Regions from separate parts of the Homo sapiens genome. Here region 2 is linked to region 1. A link is a loop called in an ENCODE intact Hi-C map of the cell type or tissue named here. Cell type or tissue: CD4-positive, alpha-beta T cell. All regions are shown on one strand. Region 1 has its middle 24 kb from the start of CD24. Region 2 overlaps RTN4IP1 (reticulon 4 interacting protein 1).

What was found. Peaks named below come from ENCODE experiments on the same cell type or tissue, not always from the same donor. Only the 100,000 strongest peaks of a DNase experiment are listed, where the experiment ranks them.
Region 2: it touches region 1 in a loop (4-fold over the local background); 10 of 110 quality-filtered maps call a loop at or near these places.

Annotation. Positions count from the first base shown.
Region 1 is chr6:106,995,792-107,000,791 of GRCh38, forward strand. No RefSeq gene overlaps it. Among named protein-coding and RNA genes, the nearest start is that of CD24, 24 kb to the left of the region's middle. In CD4-positive, alpha-beta T cell, no CTCF peak of the experiment used is centred here; a DNase peak (open chromatin) is centred at 2,010; H3K27me3 peaks cover 190 bases.
Region 2 is chr6:106,605,610-106,610,609 of GRCh38, forward strand. The region is part of intron 4 of RTN4IP1 (reticulon 4 interacting protein 1); the gene reads right to left. It also overlaps the pseudogene RNU6-527P. Among named protein-coding and RNA genes, the nearest start is that of RTN4IP1, 21 kb to the right of the region's middle. In CD4-positive, alpha-beta T cell, CTCF peaks have their summits at 2,675 and 2,876; a DNase peak (open chromatin) is centred at 2,672.

The sequences.
Region 1 (5,000 bases):
TGTTCACTGTTCTGAGCTATGGACTCTGGGAGAGGCCAACCTGGATGTTTACGCTGTACTTATGAAGGTGTGAAGGCTCAGAGCAGGGACACAGATGGGGGCATGAAGAACACCTGGACCCTGGCCTCGTTCCTTGGAACACAAGTCATACAAGAAGCCAGTGGCCTAGGCTGGGCACAGTGGCTTACGGCTGTAATCCCAGCACTTTGGGAGGCCAAGGCAGGCAGATCACTTGAGGTCAGGAGTTCGAGACCAGCCTTGCCAACATGGTGAAACCCCATCTCTACTAAAAAACATACAAAAATTAGCCGGGCATGGTGGCACGTGCCCACCATGCTACTCGGGAGGCTGAGGCATGAGAATCGCTTGAACCCAGGAGGCAGAGGTTACAGTGAGCCAAGATGGCACCACTGTGCTCCAGCCTGTGAGACAGAGTAAGACTCCTTCTCAAAAAAAGAAAAAAAAATAAATCAATGGCCTTTGTTTTAAGCTAGGTGGAGGTTGCTAAGTAGAGGTTGCTGTGTGGGAGTTCCTACTAACCTGCATGCTTTCCACAAAAGGCAGTGGAACTCCTGTCCAGCCTTCCACTCTTGGACACTCCATACATAAGTCCCCTGAATAAACTCTGTCTTTTTTTTTTTTTTTTTTTTTGAGATGGAGTTTCACTATTGTTGCCCAGGCTGCAGTGCAATGGCACAATCTTGGCTCACTGCAACCTCTGCCTCCTGGGTTCAAGTGATTCTCCTACCTCAGCCCCCTGAGTAGCTGGGATTACAGGCGTGCGCCACCATGCCCAGCTCATATTGTATTTTTAGTAGAGACCAGGTTTCTCCATGTTGATCAGGCTGGTCTCAAACTCCCGATCTCAGGTGATCTGCCCCTCTCAGCCTCCCAAAGTGCTGGGATTACAGGTGTGAGCCACCATGCCCGCCCTAAACTCTATGTCTTACCCACTGTCTTCAGGTCTTTTCTTCGGTCTCTCGGTGACTGTGCCTTCCCAGTTTGCCTGTTTGGGGGCCCAGCACAACACAAGGAAGAACGCAAGCCAAGGTCTTTCTTTGCTTGGATGATTTCTATGCATTTCTCAGGACCCAGATTAGTGTCATCTCCTTGGAAAGCCATCCCTTACCCTTCAGCCTTGGTTAGGGCCTTTCTGAAGTGTCCACCCCTGCATCCCCCAAGTCCCCAAGCTTTCCTCTGTCATTGTACGTGTAACAGGGATTGCAGCTTTTTCCTCACCAGCTGAGCTCCTTAAAGAAAGGAACCACATCATGTTCATCTTCCTTTCCCCAGTACCTAGTAAAGTGCCTAGTACATAATAAGTCCTCAGCAAATGAATTTCTACACAGGAACCACCAGAATCCAAGCACAATGAGAGGAAGGCCACCTTTTACTCTAACTCCGCCTACTCACTTTATCTTGAATTTATTAACATCCTAGGCTAAGAGCCATTTTATATCTCAACAGAAACAGCAATCTTAGAAAATATCTTCAAGTAACTCTTAAATTAGGATACTATTAAGCCTCCTGGCTAATCTTAGAGCCCTTCGATGGTAGTTTTTTGATTTATATAACCAGTTTCTAAAACACATCTTCACTCACTAATAAACCGACACGTATGTGGGTCATTCTTCTGAAATTTGTGTTTTATTCTAACTGTATATGAAGACTTTGATTTGGTTGTACATGAGAATTTAATCTTTCCACTATGGTGGTAATTTTTTATTTGTCTTAGAGCCTCAGATGTGGCCACCCTGGGTACAACAGGGCATATCATTTCTGTCTCATCTGTAACCTACAGGATCAAGCAGACCTGAGCTCAGATTTCAGCTCACCCACTTCCACCACAGACTTGCCTTTCTGAGCCTCCTGTAAAATGAAAATGATCATATTTATGCTGGAGAGTGTAACAGGATGTGAACATGGAAGTCCTTTCTGTCTCCATTTCAACCGAAGCTCAAAGGCCTTCAACAAAACAAGTTCTCAGGTTCCAAAGTGAGGTGCCAAGCGCCCCCTGCAGGAACTGCAGAGCAAAGGCGCTTTCTCCTCACCCCAGTCCAGTGAGAGGTGCTCTTAGGGGAATAACGGGAGAGACAAACACTTATCTCTTAGAGTTTAGTGGAAGAAGAAAAAAGAATGAGAAATTTAAAGGTCAAGGCTGTGCCAGAGCAGGAAAGGGGCTGCATCATGGGCAGCCTGCCCATCCTCCAACGTCAGCCAGAGACACTCAGCTCTACGTTCCAGACGTGGGCTCCCAGGAGAGCTCTCTGGGGTGCATTTTGAAAGGCCCCCAACCTGAGGTGACATTCTGCCATGGGCAAGCCAGCCTCAGCAGGGGCTGGAGGCGTTCCACAGAGCAGAAAGGGGGACGCGGTCGTGTGTGGGGGGCGTCAAAAGCAAGGCAGCAGCATTGCCCCAGTCAGGCCTGTTGCCACACTGGGGGCAGAGGGAAAGCTTTCTCTCTGCCCACTGAAGGTTTGCAGAGCATAAACTGATGAAATGCAGATACACAGGAGAAAAAGGCATACGAAATTTACTTAATGTGCATAGAAGAAAATCACAAGACTATGATTACCCAGTAACCCGATGAGGCCCGGCTGCTTATATTCTTCTCCATGGGGAAAGGGAGACAGGGGTTGTAGGAGTAAATGATTTCCAAAGGAAATGAATGAGCCAAAGAACGATGGCTGGGGACAAAGTTCCTTTGAGCACTGGGGAAGGCGGCAGGAAGGTGAGGGGTGGACTATTACTGTGAACAAGTGTTCTTTTTTTTTTTTTTTTTTTTTGAGACAGAGTCTCACTCTGTCACCCAGGCTGGAGTGCAGTGGCATGATCTTGGCTCACTGCAACCTCCACCTCCCGGGTTCAAGCAATTCTCCTGCCTCAGCCTCCCCAGTAGCTAGGACTACAGGTGCGCACCACAACGCCCGGCTAATGTTTGTATTTTTAGTAGAGACGGGGTTTCACCATGTTGGTCAGGCTGGTCTCAAACTCCTGACCTCAGGTGATCCACCTGCCTCAGTCTCCCAAAGTGCTGGGATTACACACACACATGAGCCACCGCCCAGACCATCAATGTTGTCTTATTATGCAGATAAAGTCTCCCAGGCAATCTCTCAGGGCTGCTGTCAGAAGAATAGTTAAAAGCTCCACCTGGTTCGGTGGCTCACCCCTGCAATCCCAGCACTTTCAGAGGCCGAGGCGGACAGATCACCTGAGGTCAGGAGTTTGAGACCAGCCTGGCCAACATGGGGAAACCCTGTCTCTACTAAATACAAACATTAGCCAGTGTGGATGCAAGTGCCTGTAATCCCAGCTACTGGGGAGGCTGAGGCAGGATAATCACTTGAACCTGGGAATTGGAGGTTGCAGTGAGCCAAGATCAAGCCACTGCACTCCAACCTGGGTGACAGAGGGAGACTCCGTCTCAAAAAAAAAAAAAAAAGAAGAAGAATAGTTGAAGGCTGCGTACAGTGGCTCACACCTTTAACCCAGCACTTTGGGAGGCTGAGGTAGGAGGGCCCTTTCAGCCCAGTAGTTTGAGACCAGCCGGGGCAACATGACAAAACCCTGTGTCTACACACACACACACACACACACACACACACATACACACAAACACAAAAGCCAGGCACACAGCTGTAGTCCCAGCTACTCTGGAGGCTGAAGTGGTGGAGGCTGAGTTAGGAGGATTGCTTGACCCTGGAAGGTAGAGGCTGCAGTGAGCTGTAATCTCGCTACTGTACTCCACACTGGTTGACAGAGTGAGCTGCTGTCTCAAAAAAAATTTTTTTTGGCCGGGAGCGGTGGCTCACGCCTGTAATCCCAGCACTTTGAGAGGCCAAGGCGGGTGGATCACAAGGTCAGGAGCTCGAGACCAGCCTGGCCAAGATGGTGAAACCCCATCTCTACTAAAAATACAAAAATGAGCCGGGCACAGTGGCAGGTGCCTGTAATCCCAGCTACTTGGGAGGCTGAGGCAGGAGAATAGCTTGAACCCAGGAGGCAGAAGTTGCAGTGAACCAAGATCGCACACTCTAGCCTGGGCAACAGAGCAAGACTCTGTCTCAAAAAAAAAGGTTTTTTTTACTAATAATTTAAAATTTACATAATAAAATAAAAATAGATGGAAAGTCTATCTGGGTATGGTGATGACTCCCAGTCTCTTCTATTCTCGGGTAGTTGATCATTCCTGGCTATCTGATGAGGTTCCTAGAGAGAGGGGTCTTAAAATAATTGCATTTATTTTGGAAAGAAGCTTTGTTAGTCAGATAAGGAAATTCCAGAGAGAGTTCCTGGGAAAGAAAGAGAAACAAAGAGACAGAAAAGCTGGGAAAAGTCAAGAGAGGGAACTTGGTTCTGAGGCTTATCTCTGAGGCCTTTCAATTTCAAGAAGTAAACTCCATGAGTTTGAAAGAGTTGGCTTAATCTTCTCAGTGTACACAATCAAATATGTACATAATTATATACGTACATAATCGTATAAATTCAGTGTATATAATTGTATAAATTTATGAAAGTTGTTATCCCCTACTGTTTCCCAGAAAACCCTTGACTCGGAGATGGGAAGAACTTGCATTCATTGTGCACCCCTTAGACAACTGTCTGTTCCATCACACACCAAGGCCTTCATGGACATCTCTGGCCCTGCTGAAATGGAATAAAGAAACTCCCGGCCAGGCGCGGTGGCTCACACCTGTAATCCCAGCACTTTGGGAGGGTGAGGCGGGCAGATTACGATGTCAAGAAATTGAGACCATTCTAGCCAACATGGTGAAACCCCGTCTCTACTAAAAATACAAAAATTAACCGGGCGTGGTGGTGGACATCTGTAGTCCGAGCTACTCGGGAAACTGAGGCAGGAGAATTGCTTGCACTAGGAGGTGGAGGTTTCAGTGAGCCGAGATCGCGCCACTGTACTCCACCCTGGGTGACAGAGCAAGACTCTCTCAAAAAAAAAAAAAAAAAAAAAAAAGTAAGCATTTGGTCTAAATTATGCA
Region 2 (5,000 bases), 390 kb before region 1:
GAGACCATCCTGGCTAACATGGTGAAATCCTGTCTCTACTAAAAAAAATACAAAAAAATTAGCCAGGCATGGTGGCAGGTGCCTGTAGTCCCAGCTACTCGGGAGGCTGAGGCAGGAGAATAGCATGAACCCGGGAGGCAGAGGTTGCAGTGAGCTGAGATCGCGCCACTGCACTCCAGCCTGGGCGACAGAGCAAGACTCTGTCCCAAAAAAAAAAAAAAAAAAAAAAAAAAAAGAAATCATACAGAGACTACACTACTGCGCTCACCCAGGAACAAAGCCAAAGCACTCTACTCAAACAACACAATAGATACATCTACAGGAAAAAGTACTGGAAGTACTAGCCAGAGCAATTAAGCAAGAGAAAGAAATAAAAGGCATCCAAATTGGAAAAGAGGATGTCAAATTGTCCCTCTTTGCAGATGACATGATCTTACATATAGAAAAAACAAAAGACCACCAAAAACCTCTTAGAATTGATAAACAAACTCATTAAAGTAGCACAAAATCAACATACAAAAATCCGTAGCAGCCAGGAGCAGTGGCTCACGCCTGTAATCCCAACACTTCAGGAGGCTGAGGCAGGCAGATCGCTTGAGTCCAGGAGTTCAAGACCAGCCTGGCCAACACAGCAAAACCTATCTCTACTAAATACAAAAATTAGCTGGGCACAGTGGCACACGCTTGTAGTCCTAGCTATTTGGGAGGCTGAGGTGGAAGGATCACTTGAGCCCAGGAAGGCGGAGGTTGCAGTGAGCTAAGATCGTGCCACTGCCCTCCAGCCTGGGTTACAGAGCAACACTCTGTCTCCAAAAAGAAATTTTTTTAAATAAACAAATATAAATAAAAATTTAAAAATCAGTGGCATTTCTATATACCAACAATGAACTAGCTGAAAAAGAAATCAATTTCATTTACAATAGCTACAAAAAAACCACTTAGGAATAAATTTAACCAAGGAGGTGAAAGATTTATATAATGAAAACTAGAAACACTGATAAAAGAAATCAAAGAGGGCTAGGCACGGTGGCTCACACCTCTAATCCCAGCACTTTGGGATGCCAAGTGGGGGAGGATCGCTTGAGCTCAGGAGTTCAAGACCAGCCTATCTCAAAAACATACATATAAATTAAATAAATAAATAGAAAAGAACACAAAAAAATGGACATCCTATGCTCATGGATTGGAAAAATAAATGTTGTTAAAATGAACAAACCACCCAAAGCAATCTACAGACTTAATTCAAGCCTTATCAAAATATCAATGACATTCTTCACAGAAATTTTTTAAATCCTAAAATTTGCATGGAACCACAAAAGACCTTGAATAACCAAAACAATATGCACAAAAATAAAACAGCAGGAGGCATCACCCTACCTGACTTCAAACTATACCACAAAGCTACAGTAACCAAAACAACATGGTACTGGTATAAAAACAGATACATAGACCAATGGAACAGAATAAAGAACCCAGAAATAAATCAACCTATTTATAGCCAACTGATTTATGACAAAGGCAACAAGAATTGATGTTGGTGAGAGGATAATTTCTTCAATAAATGGTGCTGGGAAAATTGGATATCCATATGCAGAAAAATGGAAACTAGATGCCCATCTCTCACCATATATAAAAACCAACTCAAAATGAATTAAAGACTTAAACATAAGACCCAAAAAAAAACTATTAGAAGAAAGCATATGGGAATACGGGCAAAAATGATATAGGTAAGACTTCAAAAGCACAGGCAGCAAAAACATTAATAAATAGGACTATATCAAACTAAAAAACTCTGTACAGCAAATGAAACAACCAATGAAGAGACAACCTGTAGAATGGGAGAAAGTATATTCAAACTCTACAACCAACAAGGGACTACTACCCAGAATATATAAGGAACTCAAAAAACTCAACAACAACAAAAAAACTAGTAATCCAATTAAAAACGTGCAAAGGATCTGAACAGACATTTCTCAAAAAGAGAAAAATGATCAAGCATAGGCAAAATATGCTGTACATCACTAATAATCAGGGAAATGCAAATTCAAACCACAATGAGATCTCTCACCCTAGTTAGAATGGTTATTACCAAAAAGACAAAAAACAGGGCTTACTTAGGCAGCACATATACTAAAATTGGAATGACACAAAGATTAGCATGGTCCCTGAGCAAGAATGACATGCAAATTTGTGAAGTGTTCCATATAGAAAAAAGACAAAAAAAAATAAATATTGGAAAAGATGCAGAGAAAAGGGGACTCTTATACACCTTTGGTGGGAATATAAGTTAGTATAGCCAATATGGAAAACGGTATGAAGTTTTCCCTAAAAGTAAAACTATCGTAAGATCCAGCAATCCTACTACTGAGTATTTATCCAGAGGAAGGAGAATCAGTCATATCAAAGAGATATCTGCACTCCCATGTTTAATACAACACTATTTGCAATAGCCAAGATATGGAATCAACTTAAATGTCCATTAACAGATAAACAGGTAAAGAAAATGTGGTATGTATACACAAGGTAATACTATTCAGCCATAAAAAAGAAAGAATGATATTCTGTCATTTGTGGCAACAGGGATGAGCCTGGAGGACATTATGTTAAGTGAAATAAGTCAGGCACAAGAAGATAAATACCACGTTTTCACTCAAGGGGGAGCTAGACAAGGTTGAAGTCACAGAAGCAGTGAGTAGAACTGTGGTTTATCAGTCGCCAGGAAGGGTAGCAGGGAGGGAAGAACAGGGTGAGGTTGGTTAACAAATACAAAATTACAGCTAGATAGGAAGAATAAGTTCTAGTACTCTATAGCACTACAAGGTGAATATAGTTAATAATAATTTATTGTATACTTTCAAAAAACTAAAAGAGAGGATTTTTAATGTTCCCAACACAAAGAAATAATCAATGTTTGACTTGAAGGATATGCTGATTGTTCTGATTTGATCATTACACATGGTATCCATGTATTGAAATATCACACTATGCCCCATAAATGTGTACATTACATATCAACTAACATTAAAAGGAAATAAATAATGTGTATAACTTTTCTCCTATTAATCTATTATCAGTTGATTTCAGCAGACTCAGTTATAGAACCTTCAGAGGGCAGAGGTAAAGTACCTTTTGCCCTGACAATTCAAACATAGCTTTAGTCTTCCTAAATGAGGGAAAAAAGTATGAAAAGTGCTTCAAAAATACATTCAAAAATTAATTCCCCCATGAAATATTTCACCCTCTTACTTTTGTCCATTCTTATAGAAGTGTTGCTAGTCAAATTCTCATTTAAGTTCCTCACAATATATTACCTGCACTCTCCAACTTTTCCTCTCACTATTTCCTGAATGGAACTCTTCCTCTGAGACTCTGTTCCCCTAATTCTTCCCCCTACATTGCACACACACTGGTCCATTCCTCCAGGCTCTAGAATGCTATAATTACCTGCTGAGGTCTCCTTTCCCTTGAAGGACCAAGTCCCAGTTTTCCTCTACAATACCCTTAACATAGCCTGGAACCTGTTATCTATGCCACACATCCTACTTCCCAACTTATTCTGCAAGCTCTTAAGGTCAGAGACTTCATATTATGCCCTGCATTGGCCACAGTGCCCTGGATGTAGCAGATGCCTGATCAAAGTTTCTTGACTTTCAAAATCATCCATGGCCAGACATGGTGGCTTACGCCTGTAATCCGGCACTTTGGGAGGCTGAGGCGGGAGGATTGCTTGAGCCCAGGAGTTGAAGATCAGCCTGGGCAACATCATGAGATCACATCTCTACGAAAAATAAAAAATAAATTATCTAGGTATGGTGGTGCTGAGGTGGAAGGATGGCTTGAGCCCAGGAGTTTGAGGCTGCAGTGAGCAATGATTGTGCCACTGTACTCTAGCCTGGGTGACAGAGTGAGACCTTGTCTCTAAAAAAAGAAATCATCCAATCACCATTATGTCCTACAATCAAGGCAACAACTGCTACTACCTCAAGTGAGGGGATCGCCTGGCTACTTGAAAGACTGCATTCAAGTTTCTTCCAGTAAAGAAAAGCTTGAAAATAATTTCTAATTCTCTCTCTGTGAATGCTGGATACTAAATATAATGGCTACTTCAGGATCCAACTGCCAAATACATCTCCGACCTCATTATTGTCAGTTCATCTCTTCCCTATAACTCTTGATCCAAAGCAACTTCATTCCCTCAAATAAAAAAGCAAAACTGTGTTTCACAGCAGGGCTTAGCAAGAGTGGTTCTGCAATAGCAGCTTCAATTCTTTGTGTTGCCACCTGATGGCGACCCCAAGTGCAAAAGCAGCAAGGAGCAGGTCCAATGAATGAAGCGCTGTTAGCTTGTAAAGGAGCCCTGAGGACACATCGTTTTCTGGTCCTGTAAACTCCACATTTTGTGCAGGTTTCAACCATATCTTTCTTCAAAGTCCCCAAAAAGAGAGTAGGCAAAATAAATTTTTTTTTTTTGAGACGGAGTCTCACTCCGTCGCCCAGGCTGGAGTGCAATGGTGCTATCTCAGCTCACTGCAACCTCCGCCTCCCGTGTTCAAGGGATTCTCCTGACTCAGCCTCCTGAGTAGCTGGGACTACAGGCGCCCACCACCACACCTGGCTAATTTTTTTGTATATTTAGTAGAGATGGGGTTTCACCATGTTGGCCAGGCTGGTCTCGAACTCCTGACCTCAGGCAATCCGCCCACCTCAGCCTCCCAAAGTGCTGGGATTACAGGTGTGAGCCACCGCACCCGGCGGCAAAATAAATTTTCAAGCCAACAATAAGCCGGTCGGTCTTCTAAAGTCTGAAGTCTTGTGGCTCAACTAATTATTCTTGTTGTATTCTTCACAGCACGTTCAATGCAAAGGGAAGCAACTGCTGTTGCTGACCTCCCAATGGCCCTTCACTTAAGTCCTACACAGTGGGAATACTTTTTACCTAGCTTGCTGTAATGGCCACACTATATATTCGAATCTCACTGAAGTAGAAGCCTATTTGTGAT